Regions from separate parts of the Mus musculus genome. Here region 1 is linked to region 2. A link is a loop called in an ENCODE intact Hi-C map of the cell type or tissue named here. Cell type or tissue: left cerebral cortex. All regions are shown on one strand. Links, peaks and the distances in the headings refer to the core of each region. The heading gives the core; the rest is flanking DNA. Region 1 overlaps Fam50a (family with sequence similarity 50, member A). Region 2 holds the start of Gm44504 (predicted readthrough transcript (NMD candidate), 44504).

Region 1 (5,374 bases), core at 178-5,177, 51 kb after region 2:
ACCTTGAACTAGACTAATGACTCATTGCAATGAACTTTACAAGTGAAGATGTGTAAACAAAAGGTTATACTGTGGGGCACACTGTGACACACCAGAGCTTCCATGATGAGATATTTTCTAAGCTTTGTTTTATTCTCTCTCTTTTTTTTCTTTTGAGGGGGACATTGTAAGGGCAGAGGGTGGATACAAGAGGACAGGGAGATGAGTGGGAGTGGAGTACATGATGTAAGACTCACAAAGAATCAGTAAGTTTTTCAAAGCATCACACTTGAGAGACACTGTCTCTGTGTCTTCCATGTGAGCTTAGCTAATAGGTACAAAGCCTGGCACTCTGCAGTCAAAGCTCAGGGGATCTGGTGCTCTCATACTGCTGTTGGGGTTGCAAAACAGAACAAACCTTGGGAGGAAACTGTTGATATCTCCAATATTCTCTATATGGCATAACAAATAACAAGGCTATGCATGTGTGATATGAAAAGACAGGTATCAAATGACACACGGGACCAGGGAGAGGAGTGTGTAGGCAATCTACACTTTGTATACAAAAGTATGAGGCAGGATGCATATTTATACGCTGTTATCTTTGCATAGAGAGACAGAATGGAGAATCAATGGGTAGATCACATCCAATGTGATCATGTGGTAACAAGACTGGGCCAGAACCCTGCTGCTGGGAATGAATGAGGTATCTTGCTATCTGCCATCCATGCTGGCTTCCAGCTGACCATTCAAGGTAAATATGAGGGGGATAAGAGCATTGTATTAGTTACTCTTCTCACTACTATGGCATAATACCTAAAGGAAAAAAAACTTAAAGAAAGAAGAGTTTATTTTGGCTCACAGTTTGCAAAAAGACCTGGTGATAAGGTATCTAATCATACTGAAGCAGAGAGTGATGGCAACTCACTTTCTCCTTTCCTTTCCTTCCTTCCTTCCTTCCTTCCTTCCTTCCTTCCTTCCTTCCTTTCTTCCTTCCTTTCTTCATTTCCTTTCTTTTTCTTTCTTTCTTTTCTTTCTTTCTTTCGTTTCTTCCTTTTTTTCTTTTTAAAATTTTTTATTCAATTTGGAACCTTAGCCCAAGGAATGGTGCTGCCCATATTCATGGCAGGTGTTTCCTCCTCAGTTAAACCTCTCTGAAAACACACTTAAAGACACACCTAGAAATGTCTCCTACATGATTGTGGATTTCGTTGTTTTGAGACATGCTCTCTTGTAGCTCAGGTTAGCCTCAAGCTTACCATGTAATTAAGGGTGACCTTAAAGTTCTGATTCTCCTGCCTCTAGCTCCCTAGTTCTGGGATTCTGTGTACACCACTAAGTCTACTTGATGGCTTCTTGTCATTTAAATATCATCCCACTTTCCAGACCTTTCTTCCTCTCTCCCCTAACCCCTGACTCCTTTCGTGTATAGTAGTGCTTTGCAGCCCATGCTAGCCTCAAACTCGTAATTCTCCTGTCCACACCTTCCTACCTCATATCATGCTACATGTTAGTGATGCCCTTTGGCCAGAAAAGATCCATCATTTTGCTTCATTTTTCATTTCTTTGTTGCACACAAGTGATAGGAAATAAGGGATGAGAGTGTTACTTAGTGGCAGAGTACTCTCAGTGTACCTCCAGCACTGCAAAAGAAATATAAAATGAAAGAAACAGGAATGAAACCTAAGCAAGCAGACCAATAGCCTCCCTTCTCACTGTACTACCTCTGTACACACTCTACACCTACACCTGTTCCTTGGTGAACTCATGAATTTCTAGAACATAGCTCCTCTACTTCTTTCTGCAGCTCTATGTTCTCTTCTGATCTCTACCTCTGAGACTGTGTCACACCTAATTAACCCTCCTCAGGCCAGTACTAGTCTCCAAGAATTAGCTTCATACAGAGACAGTTAAACCCCAGTGGCCACACAGCACAGGAATCTGAGGAACTAGCCCCTCTAGTTGTACTCTTCCAGCTTGGCCTCTCTGATGGTTAGTGTTGTCAACTTGTCTAGATTCTAGACTCACAAGATCGAGTGAGATAGGAGAACCCTCTTTGTGGGTTCTTCTATCATGCCATGGGCTAGAGTCCTGGAATGCATAAATGAATGAATGAACTAAGCTGAGTACCAGCTTTCACCTTTCCCTGCTTCCTGGCTGTGGATGCAATGTGACCACCTCAAGCTCCTGCCACCATGCTTTCTTTGCCATGATGGACTGCACCATCAAACTGTGAGCCAAAATAAACCCTTCCTTCTTTCCTTTAAAAAAATGTGCATTGGTTTTTTTGCCTGCATATATATATGTCTATGTAAGGCTGTCTGATCCTCTGGAACTATAGCTACAGACAGTTGTGAGCTGCCATGTGAGTAATGGGAATAAAACCCCAATCCTTTGGAAGAGCAGCTAATACTAACTGTTGAGCTATCTCTACCATCTCTCCAGCCCCCCTTCCGTAAGTAGCTTCTGTCAGGTGTTTTACTGCAACAAGAAATGTAACTAATACAGCCCAACATTTCAGACAAAGGGATCTTGTGTTCCACCATGGAACACCATTCTATGTCTTCATTGGCCACAAGAATGTGACCTCTCTAGCCAGGCATGTTGATGTGTCTCATTTAATCTCAGCACTCAGGAGGCAGAGACAGGTGGCTCTTTGTGAGTGAGGCCAGCCTGGTCTACAGAGTAAGTCCCATGATAGCCACAGTTACATAAAGATTCGGTCTTGGGGCTGGAGAGATGGTTTAGTGGTTAGGAACACTGACTGCTCTGTTCTTCCAGGTGTCCTGAGTTCAATTCCCAGCAACCACATGGCGGCTCACAACCATCTGTAATGGGATCTGATGCCCTCTTCTGGTGTGTCTGTAGACAGAGACAGTGTACTCCTATACATAAATAATTAAGTCTTAAAAAAAAAACTGTCTCCAAAACCAAAACAAACAAAAAAGTAGCCTTTTAAAAAAGATTTATTGTATACAGTGTTCTGCCTGCATATATGCCTGTACCCCAGAAGAGAGTGCCAGATCCCATTACAGATGGCTCTGAGCCACCATGTGGTTGCTGGGAATTGAACTCAGGACCTCTGGAAGAGCAATCAGCACTCTCAACCTCTGAGCCATCTCTCCAGCCTGAAAGTAGCCTTTTTTCCTTACAAACTCTTATCCTTTTAATCTTGACCTTAAGGAATTCCCAGGCACTTGAAGTTGTTTCCAGGAAATAGTCTCCTCCATGAAAACTCAGGATCGAACTTTTAAGGATTTCCTTTTCTAGAAGATGCAGGACTAGAGGTAGCTCCTATCTAGGTGTGACCTACCTAGGCTCAGAGTCCTTTGGGCCTCAGATCTATATGAATGTAGAGTTCAGGGAACTCAGGGGCTAAAGAAGGGACTTGAAGCACTAATACATGGATGAGATAGCAGAGAAGGGAGTCTCCCTCCAGAGTGCCTTCTTTTCTGATGGTTTCTTAAAAGACAGATTGGAGTTGGCACCACAGAGGACTAGAAGATTCCCATCCAGGGCTCCCACCAGCATATATATTAGGTCTAGCTACCTTCTTCAATGTTCCCCCTAAGGTACCCTGACCTACTCTACTCTACCTTCTGCTCTCCTCCAAGTGATATTAGACATCTCTACCACAGGTACAGGGTCAAGGACATAAGAGCTCATAGCTAGTAGCCAGGCCTCCTCCAATCAGAGCAAAGCTCACTACATAGTACCATCAGATATTCATACTTGCAGGGAAACAAGGTGCTCTTCATGGCACAAACAAGCACCTGGCCTCAACAAGGAAGGGAATGTCAGTTGACATTCCATACTTTCCAAGCAGGTCAGCCTGTCTCCACTTACCCAAGAGGAACTGAGAACTGGCCATTGAGATGTCAGGGCCACTGGTACTAGAAGCTGAGGTGCACTGCCCACCCCTAGCTGGATTCTGCCCCTGAAGCTGTAGCAGTGCCCATGCAGCTGAGCAGGGTAGACAGATATGGCAAGTAAACAGTGACTTCAAGGCCCCATAGCAGCTGTGAGTGCTGGGACTGGGGAGAAGCTGGGAGAGGTTGCTTGGCCAAGACCCCATGGGAAATGCATTTAGGAAACACAAGATGACACAAGGACATGGAAAGAGGCTTAAATAAGTATTCCCTTTCCATTCCAGAGCCCTGGGCAAGCCTGAGGATTTGTCCTCATTTTAAAGAACAGAATAGCCAGGCAGTGGTGGTACACGCCTTTAATCCCAGCACTTGGAAAGCAAAGGCAGGTATATCTGAGTTTGAGGCCAGCCTGGTTTACAGAGTAAGTTCTAGGACAGCTATGGCTATGCCAAAAGAACCTGTCTCAAAAAATAAAATAAAATGAATGGGTGAAATGAAGAATCCTTTCGTGTGGTCTGTGGAAGAGGTTGACATAGGATCTTATTCCACAGTTCAGGCTGGCATGGAACTTGCTGTGCATCCCAGGTTAATCTCAAACTCATGATCTTCCTGCTTCTGCCTCCCAAGTGTTAGGATTATAGGTGTGCACCATACATCTGGTAAAAATGACCAAAATATTCTATAAATTTTATTCCAAGTGTTTTACAGCTGAGGAGATAGCTCAGTTGATAAAGATGTTTGCCTTACAAACATGAGATTATGACTTTAATCCCCAGAACCCATATTTTTAAATAACTATTTATTATTAATTAATTAATTAGTGAGTAAGAACACTGTAGTTGTCTTCAGACACACCAGAAGAGGGCATTGGATACCATTACAGATGGTTGTGAGCCACCATGTGGTTGCTGAAAATTGAACTCAGGACCTCAGGAAGAATAGTCAGTGCTCTTAACCACTAAGCCATCTCCCTAGCCACAGAATTCATATTTTTAAAGCCCAACATTGACAGTATACATGTGTAATTTCAACACTGGAGAGGTAGAGACAAGTGGCTCTATGGGGCTCACCAACCTGCCAGCCTAGTGTACTTGACAAGTTCCAGGCCAGTGAAAGATCCTGTATCAAATAACAAAAAAGTTGGACAACAGAATAACAACCAGGGTTGTCTTCTTGTTTTTACATGCCTCCCTCCAACACAAATATGCTATAAAATAAAGCGCAGGTTCTTATAATGCAGGCACTCCAGCTCCAACATGTGGACTTTTTTATTGTAAAAGGGAAAATCAGTAATGATAACATCAGGTCAAGGAATAGCAACTACCATCCTCACAGAGGGCTCTGGCATGGTCACCTGAGCCCTGGAGACATGGAGGCACGCTGGGGAGAGCCAAGGTCATGTCCACTTTTGGATGCTCACCGGATCTGGTGTGAGGAAAAGGGGACACATAGGACAAGGAATGAAAGCCAAGAAATAAAATAAGCAGGATAGGCTAGCATACCACCCTATTCTCTACTCCCTGTCC
Region 2 (5,374 bases), core at 159-5,158:
ATTATATGTAAGTACACTGCAGCTGTCTTTAGACACACCAGAAGAGGGTGTCATGTCTCATTCAGATGGTTGTGAGCCACCATGTGGTTGCTGGCATTTGAACTCAGGACCTTTGGAAGAGCAGTCAGTGCTCTTACACTCTGAGCCATCTCTCCAGCCCATAAATGTATTTTTAAAAAACAAATATATGTAACATCAAATATATGTAACATAAAAATTATTGTTATTTACTTGTAAGGTAAAAAGAGATATTACTCAGACACATACATGCATACATAATATAAAAATAAGTATCTTTTTAGAAAAATAAAAAATACATAAAGCTAAAGAACCTCTTGGAGCTTGTGGTATATTTCAGTCATAGAGTGTTGTCAAGTTTGCATTAAGACCCGGGTTTGGCCGGGCATGGTGGTACATGCCTTTAATCCCAGCACTCGGGAGGCAGAGGCAGGCGGATTTCTGAGTTCAAGGCCAGCCTGGTCTACAGAGTGAGTTCCAGGACAGCCAGAGATACACAGAAAAACCCTGTCTCGAAAAACCAAAAACCAAAACAACAACAACAACAACAAAAAACAACAACAACAAAAACAGACCTGGGTTTGATCCCCATAGAAATGAACCTCTGCTACTGGTGTGAGAGAAGCCAATTTTGGGTGGTTGGGGATATGGAGGGAAAAAAATCCTAAAACTCCTCTCTCTCTCTCCTCTCTCTCTTCTCTCTTCTCTCTTCTCTCTTCTCTCTTCTCTCTTCTCTCTTCTCTCTTCTCTCTCTCTCTCTCTCTCTTCTCTCTTCTCTCTCTCTCTCTTCTCTCTTCTCTCTTCTCTCTTCTCTCTTCTCTCTCTCTCTTCTCTCTTCTCTCTTCTCTCTTCTCTCTCTCTCTCTCTCTCTCTCTCTCTCTCTCTCTCTTTGGTTTTTCGAGACAGGGTTTCTCTGTGTAACCCTGGCTGTCCTGGAACTCACTCTGTAGACCAGGCTGGCCTCAAACTCAGAAATCCGCCTGCCTCTGCCTCCCAAGTGCTGGGATTAAAGGCGTGCACCACCACGCCCAGCTAAACTGGCCTTAAATAGCCAATCCTCCTGCCAGGTGATGGTGCACCATGTTAATCTCAGCACTCAGAAGCAAATCAGGCAGATCTCTGAGTTCGAGGCCAGCCTAGTCAGCAGAGTGAGTTCCAGGACAACCAGGGCTACTTAGAGAAACCCTGTCTCAGGGAGAAAAAAAAAATCCAATTCTCCTGTCTCAGCCTTTGAAGTGCTAGCATAGCTGAGAAAAGGTTCATTTTAAAGCAATACTCATTTATTCTAGTTTCCCCAGTAACTTTGGGAACAACGACCCTTTTTTAAAAATTGTGTATGAGCCTGGCAGTGGTGGCACGCACCTTTAATCCTAGCACTTGGGAGGCAGAGGCAGGTGGATTTCTGAGTTCGAGCCTGGTCTACAGAGTGAGTTCTGCGACAGCCAGGACTACACAGAGAAACCCTGTCTCAAAAAAACCAAACCAAAAAAAAATGTGTATTTATAGTTTGTGTATGAGTACTCATGTAGGTCAGAGGACAACTTCTAGGAGTCAGTTCTTTCCCTCCATTGAACATGTAGTGTTGAGAGGCCTCAAGTGCTTTTATCAACTGAGCCATCGCAGAAGCCTCATTATAGATTTTTAAAGACAGAATTTCTCTGTGTGGCCCTGGACAGCTGGCCTGGAACTCTCTCAGTAGACCTACCTAGTCTTGACCTCAGCAATTTGCCTGCTTCTGTCTCCAAGGCTCATTAAAAAGAAAGAAAGAGCCCGGCGTGGTGGCACACGCCTTTAATCCCAGCACTCAGGAGGCAGAGGCAGGCAGATTTCTGAGTTCGAGGCCAGCCTGGTCTACAAAGTGAGTTCCAGGACAGCCAGGGCTACACAGAGAAACCCTGTCTCGAAAAAAAAAAAAAGGAAAAGGAAGAAAGAAAGAGATCAAAACAATAAGATAAACAAGTTTATTTTGTACACCTCAAAAAAGAGAAGCAAGCTGGCCAGTGGTGGTCCATGCCTTTAATCCCAGCACTTGAGAGGCAGAGGCAGGTGGATTTCTGAATTCGAGGCCACCCTGGTCTACTGAGTGAGTTCCAGGACAGCCAGGGATATTCAGAGAAAAACTGTCTCGGAAAAAAAGGAAAAAGAAAAAGAAAGGGGGGGGGGGAGAGAGAAGCAGATACGGCAATAACAGAACTACCTGGATACAAGTCACCTTTTAAAAAATGACATGCATATGTTTGGCTGTATGTTTGTATGTGCACCATATGCATCCAGTATGGGCAGAGGCAAGAAGAGGGTATCAAAGCTCCTGAACTGTAGTTACAGGCGGCTGCAAGCTGCTAAGTAGATAATGTGAAGTTGAACCAGAGTCCTGAAAAGGTAGTAAACACTCACTGAGCCATCACTTCAATCACCACATGACCTTTAATTTAGTATCAGTTTAATGTCCTCTGACATCATCTTCCCATCACCCACTTTTATCTGAGGAGGTAACCACACAAGAATGTACTTATTGCCCCACATGCCAATACCAGTGACTTAGGCAGTCAGGTCTCACGTGGTAGGGCCAGCTCGTCGCTTCCAGAAACGTCACATCCGTTGGGAACCTGACACAAGCCCGCCAGGGGCGAGTGCTTTTGTGAGAGGGCGGAGTCCTAGCACGCGGATGGAACCTTGGTGGGGCGGAGCCTGTGGGGGCGGGACGAGGCCCGGGCAGGACGGGCCTCACTTGCCGGCGTTTGCCGGCCCGGGCCACTACTTGTGAGGAGCTCTGTGGCCGCGGAAGCAAGTGAGAGATTTCGACCAGGTAGGTGAGGATGGGAGGTGACTTGTGGCTCCGTCCGCAGTCCGTGGTCACCAGCTCTGGCCAGACCCAGCGAAAGGTCTTGCGGGTGCGGTTGTGACGTGGAGGCTCTTCAGAACCCAAGACTGCCCGTGGGGGTTGTAAGCCCTTCCTAACTTCTCTAGCCACCTGACAGACCCTGAACTGTCAGGTGCGGAGGAGACCTGGTCATCATTGCCAGTTATTCTTCAGCCCCTATACTTTGCTGCTGTGAAAAAACAAAAACAAAAAACAAAAAAAAACTTCCGGATGGTATTGCTTCCTCACTCAGCCTTGGAGTGTGTTTACTCTAACTCTTTCAGCTCCACTATCAGCAGAAGTGTAGGATAGGGACCAAATCCCTCTTGCAGTGATCTACTATGGTCCACTAGTCCTGCTGGTAGGATGGGGTTATGGGTGGATGGTCCTTAGTCTTTCCCTTAACTGGCTCACACTACTCTGATGCCTACATCTTTTCTCTCTACTTGACTAGTTACCTTACTCTGGTTTTCCTGCCTCCCTCTTCATCAGCGAGATTCAAGGCTGGACCAGGGCCCCCAGGGTAAGTGACCCATACTCAAAATCAGCATAATGTAAAACCTGCTATATCCACTGCCATCAAGTTGCCCCAGTTCTAGCAGATGATAATACAAAGGTGTTGACTATCCAGTTGAGAAAGGGAAGGAGGCAGACCTCTCCTTTCGCCCCATGTTACTCTACCCTTAGAAATACTGAGGTTCACTGTAAGTTTAAAACTCTGGTAGGTCGTGCACACCTTTATCCCAGCACTTGGGGGGCAGGTGGATCTGAGTTCCAGCCTGGTCTTCATGGTGAATTCCAGGTTAGCTAAGACTACACAGTGAAGACCTGTCTCACCAGCAGCAGCAGCAACAACAACAGGACTGAATGTGGTAGCCTACACCTTTAATTACAGCACATAAGACATAGAGGCAGGAAGATCTCTGAGAATTTAAGGCCAGCCTAGTTTACATGTGAATTGCAGGCCAACAGGACTACACACACAAGACCCTGTCTCAAACAAAAAGACTCTGATAGGGTAATACATTGAGAAGACTCTAAGCAGAGACTCTCAGATGTAGCAACAGATATAAGAGCTCAAATTCTGAGACCAGGGAGCTCTGACAAGAGAAGTTTGCTTGCTCATGGCCAGGCGTGGTGGCGCACGCCTTTAATCCCAGCACTCAGGAGGCAGAGGCAGGCGGATTTCTGAGTTCGAGGCCAGCCTGGTCTACAAAGTGAGTTCCAGGACAGCCAGGGCTATACAGAGAAACCCTGTCTCAAAACAAAAACAAAAAGACAAGGTTGCTCAGTGGATACCTATTGTATCCTCACTGTATTCCTACTGAAGTCCCACTATAGCTTCCCTGAGAAGCAGGGGTGTGTGTCTCACAGGACTTCCATCTCATAACTATAGGGCAAATGAAACAAGACATGTAGCCACAGCTTGTCAGTAGCAGCCTTTGGTTCTGGAACTCACTTACTGCACATATCACTTTGTTAAAACTTTGTAGCTGGCAAATGGCACTTAGACACCCTTATTCTATTCTTTAAAGACCTGGATCTGGCCCAATCAGCACCCTTTGTTCTCATCTGGCCAGTCTTTTTGTCTCTCCCCCCCCCCCCCCAGGAAGCCATTTATTTGATTTGCTTTGTTTGGAAATGAACTATCAAGTCTCCCAGGCTGCCCTGGAACTGGCTATATAACTGAAGGATAATCTTAGTCACCTGATTCTCTTGGCTCCACCTCCCAAATACTGGGATGACAGGAGTGAGCCACCATATTTACCCCCTCCAGGTAGCAATTTAGTTCATTCCCATGGTGGTATCTTTGCATCTTGAAATGAGAGTGGGATGGCCTAGTGGTGACAGGATTAGAGATCACTCTCCTAAAACCCTCAGTATTAGAACTTCTCTATGAGGTTACCATAGTAAGAAAGTCCATGTAATTTGGCAGCCTGAGTGGGGATTCCCCTCTTGAGGGCTGAGAAGCTTGAGGCAGCTGTGCTGAAAGAGGAGATGGCTGAATGACATTCAAGGGCCAGCATTATTTCAAAACTAGAGGTAAAGGTCTGAGAGCCCCATGCTCCTAAGCTTGCAATTTCTCCTCTTCATTAACCACTTTCTTTACCCCTTTTCTTTTCAGGAAAAAATCCTGCTATCAAGGAAGAAAATATAGGACCAGGACCTTCCCATGGACCCTTCTCAGGACATTCCAACAGCACAAGCAAGGGTGTCTCCCTAAGACACAAGAGGCCTGAAAAAACTATCCTTTGTGAAGTGCCATGGTGGTCAAGAAAAGCAGAGGTAGCTCCCAGCAGTTGCCTGGCCTGGGAGGACAGGGTGGTTGTACAGGTTTTGTAGGCATGCTTGGAACTGCCCTGCTGTTCATCAGCCTACCATGGGGAGCTCAAGTGATGGCCAGTGCCAACATCAGCACTGCTCTGGGCCACACAAGTGGTCACTATTTGAGTATTGGGGATGGCTCAGTGACAGAATTTGATTTCCCTGAGAAGA

What was found. A loop is a pair of places that touch in the nucleus more often than their neighbours do. Peaks named below come from ENCODE experiments on the same cell type or tissue, not always from the same donor. Only the 100,000 strongest peaks of a DNase experiment are listed, where the experiment ranks them.
Region 1: it touches region 2 in a loop (7-fold over the local background); 7 of 42 quality-filtered maps call a loop at or near these places.

The regions. Positions count from the first base shown.
Region 1 is chrX:74,319,859-74,325,232 of GRCm38, reverse strand. It overlaps Fam50a (family with sequence similarity 50, member A), which reads right to left. Exons shown (of 13, transcript NM_138607.3): 13 at 5,084-5,273. The coding sequence ends at 5,265. Gm39520 (a long non-coding RNA gene) reads left to right here. Exons shown (of 4, transcript XR_878127.3): 3 at 592-733. Among named protein-coding and RNA genes, the nearest start is that of Mir7092, 5.2 kb to the right of the region's middle. In left cerebral cortex, for the core only: no CTCF peak of the experiment used is centred there; no DNase peak of the experiment used is centred there.
Region 2 is chrX:74,370,641-74,376,014 of GRCm38, reverse strand. Gm44504 (predicted readthrough transcript (NMD candidate), 44504) reads left to right here and starts at 2,666. Exons shown (of 6, transcript NR_103489.1): 1 at 2,666-2,824; 2 at 3,333-3,401; 3 at 5,004-5,164. It overlaps Slc10a3 (solute carrier family 10 (sodium/bile acid cotransporter family), member 3), which reads left to right and starts at 2,666. Exons shown (of 3, transcript NM_145406.2): 1 at 2,666-2,824; 2 at 3,333-3,401; 3 at 5,004-5,374. The coding sequence starts at 5,143. In left cerebral cortex, for the core only: a CTCF peak has its summit at 2,599; a DNase peak (open chromatin) is centred at 2,634; H3K4me3 peaks cover 905 bases; H3K27ac peaks cover 402 bases.